Regions from separate parts of the Homo sapiens genome. Here region 1 is linked to region 2. A link is a contact called in ENCODE Hi-C or POLR2A ChIA-PET data. All regions are on one chromosome and are shown on one strand. The core of a region is the stretch at or near the end of the contact, and the rest is flanking DNA. Distances in the headings are between cores, read along the strand shown.

Region 1 (5,606 bases), core at 261-2,760, 110 kb after region 2:
CACACAGCAAAGCTTGTTCATAATGCTTATTTGTTCAAATGCCTTTTTCTTCAAATCTTCAGCCTTCCCCTGCCCCACCCCTTTTTCTGCTTTGGTTGACCAATAGGTTTGCGTTTTAGTTTTGTCAACAAATATTTTTCTCTGTTTTTTTTTTTTTATTCCCAGCCATTTTTTTAACCACAGTAGGAAATAGCACTATATTCCCAACTGATATGTTCCTTTTTGTCTGTTGCTAATAAGAAATCTTTCTCTTTTCACAGGACAGGGTGGCTCATGCTTGTAATCCCAGCAGTACGGGAGGCTGGGGCAGGAGGATCCTTTGAGCCCAAGAATTCCAGACTAGCCTAGGCAACGTAGCAAATCTCGTCTCTACTAAAATAGTAATAATAATAATAATAATAAGTTATCTAGCATGACGTCATGCTCTTGTAATCTCAGCTATTTGGGAGGCTGAGGTGGGAGGCTCACTTGAGCTCAGATTTTTCAAGGCTGCATTGAGCTATGATCACACCACTGCACTTCAGCCTGGGTAGTAAAGCAAGACCCTACCTTGAGAAAAAAGAAAAAAATCTGTCTTTTTGCAAAGTAATGGATTCAATATTGCATGACTTCTAACATCACAGAAAAAATACAGAAAATTATCTTTATTTTCTGTTTATGTTAAAAATATTTTGCTAATCTGGTAGCTTTATAATAGCTGACATCTCAAGGAGCAATATATAATTAGACTCAGATAATAGTGAAGGATAATGCATATAAATTCATATTTCACATAATTCTAATATTTTTAATTTTAAAAAATGTTGGCTGACATTGTGACATCTGATTGCATTATCATTGCTTTTTCCTTGTAATGAAGCTGATAAAGTGCTAAAATCAGAAGTATCAAGTCTGCCATATTTTAAAACCTGTACTGTGCTTTTATTATTTGTGTTACATACAATTTCTTTGCAAGATTCTTCTTAAGCCGTGTGTACATTTTGTGAGGAATAGTTTATAATATCCTCCTTAAATCCACTTACCTAGATAAAGTATATGGCCATATGCCAAAGTGGAGAGAATTCCTGAGTCTGTTGTGAATTCTTCTGAGTTGTAGAACTCCCAATCTTCCCTCAGAATACTTATATGACTCATGTCAATTTAACCTTCTGACAAGATGACAGCTCCATTGTTAATATGTATAATAAATATTAATAGTTTACCTTTTTCTTTCATTTCATTTCTTTTCTTTTTTCTGTTCTCTCTCTTTCTTTCTTTTTTTTTTTTTTGAAGGGGGCACGTAGGGGTAGGGGACTAAAAAAATTCCTCCAAATTCCTCCACAAAAAAAAAAAAATAACAAAATAGGACACTGAAGTCAGAGTGAGGAGCAGTGAGCAACTAGAAAACTGGAAAAAAGGTCCTCTCTAGCTATCTAGATCTGAAGACTAAGCCACTGCAAGGTAGGAAAGCAGAACATCAGGCTCTTGCGTTAAGTCCAGGATCCTAGAAGTGGACCAAAGTGGACCCAGGTTGGTAGTGCCCCCTGGCTTTCAGCAGTAGCAATTACAAATCCTTTTTGGGGAAAGTCCATTACTTCATCAGTTCCTAGGATCGTCACATATCAAGATCAAACAAATAAAAGCTCACATTCAAAGATCATTAAACTCATAGAAAAAACTGACTATGAGTAAGAATCCGTATAAATCAAAATAAACAGAATTCTATGCCAAGGACTTCAGATATTGATGATATGAAACAAAATACAAAGTAGCTATTCCATATTAAATAATTTTTTTCAAATGAATTTATTATTCTATCCATGATAGAATAATGATTGTTGGATGTACCTTCCTACAATAAACAATTGTTAATTTAGACAAATATATGAAACAGCAGTGTTTAGGCACTGGACAATAGTGTGGCACTATGACCTTGACATAAAAGGAGCAAAAAAGGTGAGTTTCACCTTCCCTCCAGCTTTGAAAATGCAACACAAAATTTGTGGAACCTAAACAGAGCAGCAGTCTCACGGAATGGAGGAAAGAAAAACTGAAGTCGAGATGAGGGGCATAATACCAGAGATGAGAGAGCTGTGCAAAGTAGGAGCTCCAGAAATCTGCACTGGGATCCCTTTGCTTATTTAGCTGAATTTTAAGCTGAACAATCATAGGGTAAGACTCAGTGAAACATGGCAAAGAACAGCCCCTGGGGGCTCTGAACTAAATGGAGATTCCAGAGGTTGCAGATTGCTGAAAGACATCCAACCGGCAAGTAAAGAGACTTTGGTGAACACTTTGAGTATGCAAGTAAGACACCCAAAAGGCTATACGTTAGGAAATGGGTTGCACTGAGATCCCACAAAGGCCATAACTTATCGAAAAGGATACATCAGTCCTAGAATAAGGCTGCTATAGATATACCTAAACAGAGTTCAAAGTCAAGCCCCAATAGGATCAAGCTGATCTCCCAATAAATTAACTAAAGAACAGGGTTTAAAACTAAACTCAAAAATACAACAACAATATTCCAACTCTCCGACAAATCACATTGGTAACGTTCAGCATACAGCAAAAATTTTATGAGATTTGAAAAATGAGGAAAATGTGACTCATCCTCATGAGAAAAAAATCAATTAAAAACAAGACCAGAGGCCGGGTACAGTGGCTCACGCCTGTAATCTCAGCACTTTGGGAGGCCGAGGCGGGCAGATCATGAGGTCAGGAGTTCGAGACCAGCCTGACCAACATGGTGAAACCCCGTCTTTACTAAAAATACAAAAATTAGCTATGCGTGGTGATGCATGCCTGTAATCCCAGCTACTCAGAAGACTGAGGCAGGAGAATCGCTTGAACCTGGGAGGCGGAGCTTGCGGTGAGCCGAGATCATGCCACTGCACTCCAGCCTAGGCAACTGAGTGAGACTTCATCTCAAAAAGAAACAAAACAAAACCAAAACCAAAAACCAAAAAACAAAAAACAAAAACCAAGACTAGAGAAAGCATGGACATTGGAATTAATAGAGTTTCATAAATATGATCAAAGATTTAAAAGAAATGTTGGACACAGTAAGTAAACAGATGGATACTCTCTAGAGAGAAATGTATTCTGTAAAAAATAACCAAGTGTGCATTTTAGAAATGAAAAACACTGTGCCAGAAATGATGATATATTAGTCAGAAATTCACTAAATGATGACAGATTGTACCCTAAAAAAGAAAAGGGTTGTGAATTTGAAGACAAACCAACAAAATGCATAGAGAAGAAAAAGACTGGGGAAATAAGGAAGAAGAAAAAGCCTTAGTAACCCATATAAAAAAAATCAGGCAGTCTGAAATATGTGTAACTGAAATCCCAGAAGCAGAGGAGAGAGAGATTGGGGCAGAGAAAATGAAGTAATAATGGATAAACCTCTAGCTAAATTGACCAAGAAAAAAGAGACAAGCAAGAAATAACAAATATCCAAAATGAAGGATGGGCCATTAGCATAGAACCTATAGATGTTAAAAGTATAGGAAGGGAATATTAACAACTTTATGCCAATAAATTTGTTAACTTAGATGAGGTGGACCAAATCCTTTAAAGACAGAAAACACCAAAGCTTACTCAAGAAGTTATTTGGTAGATATGCAAAATGATTATAAAGTTTATATAGAAAGGCAAAGGTCTAAAATTGTCAGCACAATACTAAAGAAACACTATCTGAATTCAAGACTTACTCTAATGCCAGAGTGAAGACAAGACAACTTTAGAGAAAGGATGTATATATAAACTAATAGGACAGAAATGTGTTAGTCTATTCTCACACTGCTATAAAGACATACCCAAGACTGGGTAGTTTATAGAGAAAAGAGGTTTAATTGACTCACAGTTTCTCAGGGCTGGGGAGGCCTCAGGAAACTTACAATCATGGCAGAAGGGGAAGAGGCACGTCTTAAATGGTGGCAGGCAAGACAGCAAATGAGCAAAGGGGGAAGCCCCTTATAAAACCATCATATCTTTTGAGAACTCAGTGACAATCATAAGAACTCCATGGGGGAAACTGACCCTGTGATCCAATTACTTCCCGTCAGGTCCTGCCTTCGACATGTGGGGATTATGGGAATTCCAATTCAAGATGAAATTTGGGTGGTGACACAGAGCAAAACCATATCATAAAGAGCTCACAAAGTATATATATTTAATTAATTATTGATGAAGGTACAAAGACAATTCATTGTAGAAAGAACAGTCCTTTTCAACAAATGGTGTTGGATCAATTGGCTATCCACATACATATAATGAACCTTGATCTGTATGTTACACTGTATGCAAAAATTTACTCAAAATGAATCATAAATCTAAATGTAAAATTGAAACTACACAACTTCTAGAAAAAAAATAGAAAAAATTTCTGTAGCCTTGAGTGGAAGAAAGGAGTTCTTAGATACTATACTAGAAACATGATCAATATGAGAAATAATTGATGGATTGAAGTCATCAAAAAGAAAAACTTCTGCCCCTAAAAAGACACTTTTAAGAGAATAAAAACAGAAGCCACAGACTGAGAAAATGTTTTCAAATCATGTATCTGATAAAGTAATTGTATGCAGGCTATATAAATACCTCTCAATACTCACTAATAGAAAACTAAACAATGAAAAAAATGGACAAAAACTTGAATAGACACTTCACCAAAAAAAATATACCCATGGAAAATAAGCATATAAACATTACTCAGTAAAATTAGTTATGAAGAATATGGTCATTAAAACCACAATAAGATATCACTACATACCTATTAGAAAGGCTTAAAAAGTACATAAAAGGAAAATACCAAAAATGGCAAAGATGTGGAACAAGTGCAACTCTCTCACACAAGAGAGGTGGGGACACAAAATAGCTCAGAGACTTTGGAAATCAGTCAGCCAGTTTCTTTTGAAGTTACACATGCACTTATCGTACAACTCAGCAATCCCACACCTAGGTGTTCCCCCAGTGAAATAATAACTTATGTTCACATGAAAATCTGGATGTGAGTATTTATAGGGGCTTTACTTGTTATTGCCAAAAACTAACAAACTAAAGTCAACCCAAATGTCTCTCAACTGGAGAATGGATAGACAAATTATGGAATAATTGTACATTTGAATACCACTTAGCATTAAAAAGGAACAGATTACTGAATCACAAAACAATATGCATGAATTTCTTTTTTTTTTTTTTTTTTTTTGAGATAGAGTTTCTCTCTTGTTGCCCAGGCTGGAGTGCAATGGTGTGATCTTGGCTCACCGCAAGTTCCTCCTCCCAGGTTCAAGCGATTCTCCTGCCTCAGCCTCCCAAGTAGCTGGGATTACAGGCATGTGCCACCACACCCGTCTAATTTTTTTTTTTTTTTTTTTTTGAGATGGAGTGTCACTCTGTAGTTCACTCTGGAGTGCAGTAGTGCTATCTTGGCTCACTGCAACTTTCGCTTCCCGGGTCCCAGTTCAAGCAATTCTCCTGCCTCAGCCTCCCAAGTAGCTGGGATTACAGGCACACGCCACCATGCCCAGCTAATTTTTGTATTTTTAGTAGAGACGGGGTTTCACTATGTTGGCCAGGCTGGTCTTGAAATCCTGACCTCGTGATCCAACAGCTTCGGCCTCCCA
Region 2 (5,460 bases), core at 1,549-4,048:
TTTTAAGTAGAGATGGGGTTTCACCATGTTGGTCAGGCTGGTCTTGAACTCCTGACCTCGTGATCCACCCACTTCGGCCTCCCAAAGTTCTGGGATTACACGCATGAGCCACCGTGCCCAGACAACAGCAATATTTTAAATGATTCCTATTATATTTAGGGTTTAACTAAGTAGTAAATATTTACTTCTGTATTTTAAAAATATGATCTAGATTAACAACTAATGAGGAAAACACATCACCTGAAATAATTTTTTTTTTATAATTAATTCCCACTGTTAAAGGTCCAGGAATGAAACAATCCTAATAACTTTTACCTACCCTTATTTCCATATTTGGTATGCAAAGTACTCCTATTAGAGACTGGATCCCAGAATTTCCAGGTTTACATAAATTAATAATACCTAAAGAGGACAGAAAGAAAAAAAAATCACTGACATGAATTTCAAAAAAATTTCTATGGCAATGTATAATATAAAACTTGTCATATTTTTCTAGGCAAAATTATATGATTATGATACTATTTGGTCATCATAAGAACTATTATATAACTGAAATATATTTGAAGCATACTCTGTATTTCTCTATTGATTAGAGATTACCAATAATTTCGTCATTTAAATTCCATCTTCAGTATCTGTTTAATACCCAGAAAGTTCATGAGTCTGACTGCCTGATGAACTCTTCTCTGGGAGTAAGAACACGGGAGAAAAATCAGACAATGGTCTGTCTCCCCTCTTTTATACTCCTCACTTTAAAGTGAAAAACTCTACTTGGCATTTATTAAAGTTCAATTCTAAAATATACTGAATGCACATGAGTATAAGTAATAGACTTCAAATAAATTATATGATTCAAAATTTTTAAGTTACAGAACTAAGTTGAACAATTTTAAACATATTAAAATCATGTCACAAAAGACGTATGAATAGCCAATAAACACACACAAAGTGCTCAATATCATTAGTCATCAGGGAAATGCAAACTATATTAATAACAAGAAATCAAAATATACCTACTAGAATGGCTAAAATTAAAGACTCACAACACCAAATACTGACAAGGATGCAGAACAACTGGGAGTCACATATGCTGATGATGGGAGTATAAAATAGTGTAAGTATTTTGGGAAAAAGTCTGGCAGTTTCTCATGGACACAAACATACATCCAATCTCAGACCCAGCAATTCCATTTAGGTATTTACGCAAGAGAAATGAAAACTCATGTCCACAAAAAAAGTTTGTATGGAATTGCTCAAAGAAGCTTTATCTTTGATAAAGGAGCTTTGAATAGTCAAATCTAGTAACAGAAGGGCAAAAAAAAAAAAAAGAACAACAAAAACTGAAATGTTCATTGCATGAAATATTATAAAAAAGAAGAACATATTACTGATATATACAATAACATAAATGAGTATCAAAATCATTCTGTCAAGTGAAAGAAGCCTTACAAAAAAAAGCCTTATCAGTATGATTCCACTAATATTAAGTTTCAGAATAGGCAAAACTAAGCCACAAAAATAATGGTGGTTCCTTCTTAGGAGTACGGAGTCAAAAACTGACTAGGAAAGAGTATAAGAGAACTTTCTGGGGCAATGATAATGTTCTATATATTGAAAAGGGTTTGAATTACAAAGGTGTAAGCATTTGTCAAAACGCATCAAACAGTAGACTAATGATGTGTGCATTTCACTGTATGTAAATTTTACCTCAAATCTCTCCCCCCGACAACAAATCAGGACCATAAACAGACATCTAGTTCTAGTTAATAATGTGCATGCTGCAGTGTTCAGGAGTGAAGAGGACTATGTCTGCAACTTCCTTTAAGATATATTAGAATAACATAGATGGACTGATGAACGCCCAGTGGGATGGACAGATATATAATACAGCAAATACAGTAAAATCTAGGTGGAAGTATATGGGTGTTCACTGTATAGTTTTTTCAATTTTTCTGTATGTTTCAAATTTTTTATGACATGTTAGGGAAAACATTCTTTAAAATGTCTTATAGGACTCCAAAGTTCCCTGTACTTCCAGCTAAGCGTACAGATATTTATGAACAGTCTCTATGTTCTCTTTAGATTCAGGATCAAAATTCAAATCGAAACATACTAGGTAAGCTTATTTGCTTAAAGTATCAAAATACTATTTCGCAAATTTTGATGTCTGAGAGTAGTTTGAGAAATTACAGATAAGATATAGTCTCAAAAGATCATACTCTGTGCTAATATGGAAAACAGGCTGTTGCACCTCATTAAAAAATGTGTTCTAAAAGATCATTTTTCAATCAGTTATTTGGAACTGGAAATACATCACAGAAATAATGTTACAAGTACACAAAAGTTTATTTAACTTATAAACAGTACTACAGAATATAAATATTATTTAGGAAGTTATTTCCACGAGACAAATGCTTTCAAGGTTTTAACTTATAATGCTGATATTTCTCTTCTTACTTCAATAGAAAGGTAGAAGACTCCCACCCCTCTAAGTTTCTTTCTTTTTTTTTGAGACAGAGTCTCGCTCTATCACCCAGGCTGGAGTGTAGTGGTGCGATCTTGGCTCACTGCAACCTCCGCCTCCTGGGTTCAAGCAATTCTCCTGCTGCAGCCTCCCGAGTAGCTGGGATTACAGGTGCCCGCCACCACACCTGGCTAATTTTTGTATTTTTAGTAGATACAGGGCTTCACCATGTTGGCCAGGCTGGTCTTGAACCCTTGACCTCAGGTGATCCACCCACCTTAGCATGAGCGACTGCACCCAGCCCCACCCCTCTAAGTTTCTAATGATGAATCATTATAAAAGGGCTCCAGGGGAAATTGAAACACAGTAAAAAAAAATGTTTAAGAGCAATAAGGAAAGACTGGCAGAAACAGACATCATTACAGGAAGCGTAGAGTCTGGACGTAGGAAGAATAAGGAGATAGTAGCTAGGATGCAGGATAGAATTAATTTTTTTGGTAAGATACAAACAGCTCTAATGACAAGGAAGATGAGGAGTGGTAAAGGAAGATGACTGTAACTACAGAAAACAAAGTACTGGGGAGCTGATGAAGTATTTAAAAAAAGTATGTATGACTGTTGAGTCATCATAGAATCCTATGGTTGTCCATCAGCATAAGGAAAATAGGTATTTATGAGGTATAGCAAGGCAGAGCTTTTTACCAAGCTGCTAAGAGATCAGAGAAAATCCCTGGAAACATACTGGTTAGGGGCCAAGTGGCCTTCCCATACAAATGGCTGGAGTAAACATTTGTATGGAAAAGGTATTTTTAAGTTAGGGTTACCTAGGTACACAGAAATGTTTAGGTGAATTTCCTTTTTTTGCTTATTGCTACTTCTTTTCCATGCTACCCCTTCACAATAATACTAAATCAAGAAGGAAGAAGATAATCATTAATACATTGGGTACAAAAGTAATTGCGGTTTTTGCCATTACTCTCAATTACTCTTAATGGCAAAACCCCAATGTTATTAACAACACATTTAATGGTGGTATTATTTTAAAAACAATACTTACTTTTTATTCCATGGAAAGATAAAACATGCACAATCCCTATTCTCAAGAAATTTGGAACTATTAATGGCCTATCTTGCTTATTTTGTATCTATGACACTACACTGTACTTTAAGTAACAAACTTTAGTTACATACACAGCTAACACTCAAGTTTTGTAGGTTTTTTTGGTAAAGATCATGCTTAAATTTTTTTAATTGCCCAGGTAATCATTAGCACAGTGACTGGCAAATAATAAATATGTGTATACTGATCATAATATTAGCTAATTCCTATTGACTATTACAAATTTCCTTCACCATATTTTAATAATTTTGTACGAGTTCCTTTGGTTCTAATAATAATATACAAAGTAAGACTAGATTAGCATCTGAATTAGGTGCTACAATAATAATTTAACATTTGAAAAAGCAGTCTAGTTTTTCTTCTTGGATGTTATAAAGCAATGTAGAGTAACCTACCTGCCCATGATCGGAATGTTGCTATGATTCCCATTTTACTGGCTAGAAATCGTGCTTCTCTGTCTTCTCTGTTGGGGGTGGGGAGGCAGCGGGGAGAATCAATGAAATAAAATGTTAAAATGAGTTTTTTCCTGCTACTAAATCACAATAAGAGCTATCACTAATGTTTAAACATTTACACATAAAATTAAAACAAGACAAAGATCAGATCTACACTAAAGCAAATTAGCCAATTATAAACTGACTTCAAACTTAAACTCACAACATCGTTTAAGTCATAAATTCTGCTTTTCTACTCAGTTCTATATTCCTGCTCCCTGAAAACTATTCTTAGATAAGATTTAATTAAGCATTAAGTCTGCTTAATAAGCATCTGTGGTACTAGGCTGCCCCTTAGCAAAGAAAATTATCACAAAAACCTCTTAATTTTAATCACACACACTGTTTACTTCACAATCTTTGCTCTAAACTTATTTGAACGTTTCCAACAAGCAAGTTCAACAACCTATATAGTCACTGAAATGTTATGAAATAACTACATATTAACATCACCAGCTACTTTCTTCCTTGACAATTATGTACCCAACTGTTTCCATTATTCCCTCCTCTACAATAGTTATGACAATTAAGCAACTGAATTTTTTATATCTATTAAACATTTTTCATGGTTGGCTTATGGCCAGTTTCAATACTTAATAGCAATTTTGTGTCTCTTTATGTCACTCCAACCACCATGTCTACCCTGTCGATTGTCCCTTTTTTCCTGTGCCACCTTTTTTTTTTAATCTTTCCTACTTAAATTTTTAATGGTTGTGAGCATACAAAAAAATCACAGAACTGGGAAAAACAGCAACAAAAAGTAGAAGGAATAAACAGCAATGACAGAATATCAAATTAGATATGAGTGAGCAATTAGTCTACAAAAGTGGATTGAAAAGCTCAAAGAAAAAGACTAAGCTATGCAGCACCAGCTAAAATGAGAAAATAACAGAAATGAAAATGGGGGCGGGGGTGGCTTGGAAGAAGGGAGAATCAGACACCTGTGTGATTAAGCTTTCAGTGCTTTCTCTTAAAAAAGTTGGTGACATACATTGACTGTTTGGTAATCCATCTCTAACCTATTAAACTTGTAATATTTTAAAAATCAGTCATTTCCCTGTTCCCTGGTCATAATATACCCTTATTTACAGGCCTGATATCTACCTGCTTATACTCCAGAAACTTAGAAGAAAGTACAGAACCAAATAGGAAAGATTCTGATGGAATAGCCCCACCCTCCCAATTCTAAGAAATATCTAGGTTCACCTGTTGTCCATCATCATATGCAGAATTCTATATATGGCCCTATCCCAAGATTCCATGACCTGATCTCTGGGTCCTGTGAACATGGTGAGGTATCAGCGCTATGACTGTGACTATGTTTATGTTATATTGTCTAGCAGAGCATAAGAAAGAGTATACAGCATATAGCAGGCTTGATC

What was found. Hi-C counts contacts between places; a loop is a spot of excess contacts on that map. ChIA-PET counts read pairs that join two places held with the same protein, here RNA polymerase II (POLR2A). Pooled maps may share reads with other maps.
Region 1: a pooled map shows a loop between it and region 2 (2.1-fold over the local background). The contact joins two enhancer-like sites. A Hi-C loop is called at or near these places in 1 of 50 pooled maps. POLR2A ChIA-PET finds 5 or more read pairs at or near these places in 12 of 52 experiments (CD8-positive, alpha-beta memory T cell, GM12878, H1 and 8 more).

The regions. Positions count from the first base shown.
Region 1 is chr5:39,079,273-39,084,878 of GRCh38, forward strand. No RefSeq gene overlaps it. Among named protein-coding and RNA genes, the nearest start is that of RICTOR, 7.7 kb to the left of the region's middle. Within about 2 kb of position 1,511, at least 4 of the 41 ENCODE cell types and tissues checked have a DNase peak (open chromatin) inside an H3K27ac peak, as active enhancers do.
Region 2 is chr5:38,971,558-38,977,017 of GRCh38, forward strand. RICTOR (RPTOR independent companion of MTOR complex 2) reads right to left here. Exons shown (of 38, transcript NM_152756.5): 10 at 3,980-4,047; 11 at 320-402. Among named protein-coding and RNA genes, the nearest start is that of RICTOR, 100 kb to the right of the region's middle. Within about 2 kb of position 2,799, at least 2 of the 41 ENCODE cell types and tissues checked have a DNase peak (open chromatin) inside an H3K27ac peak, as active enhancers do.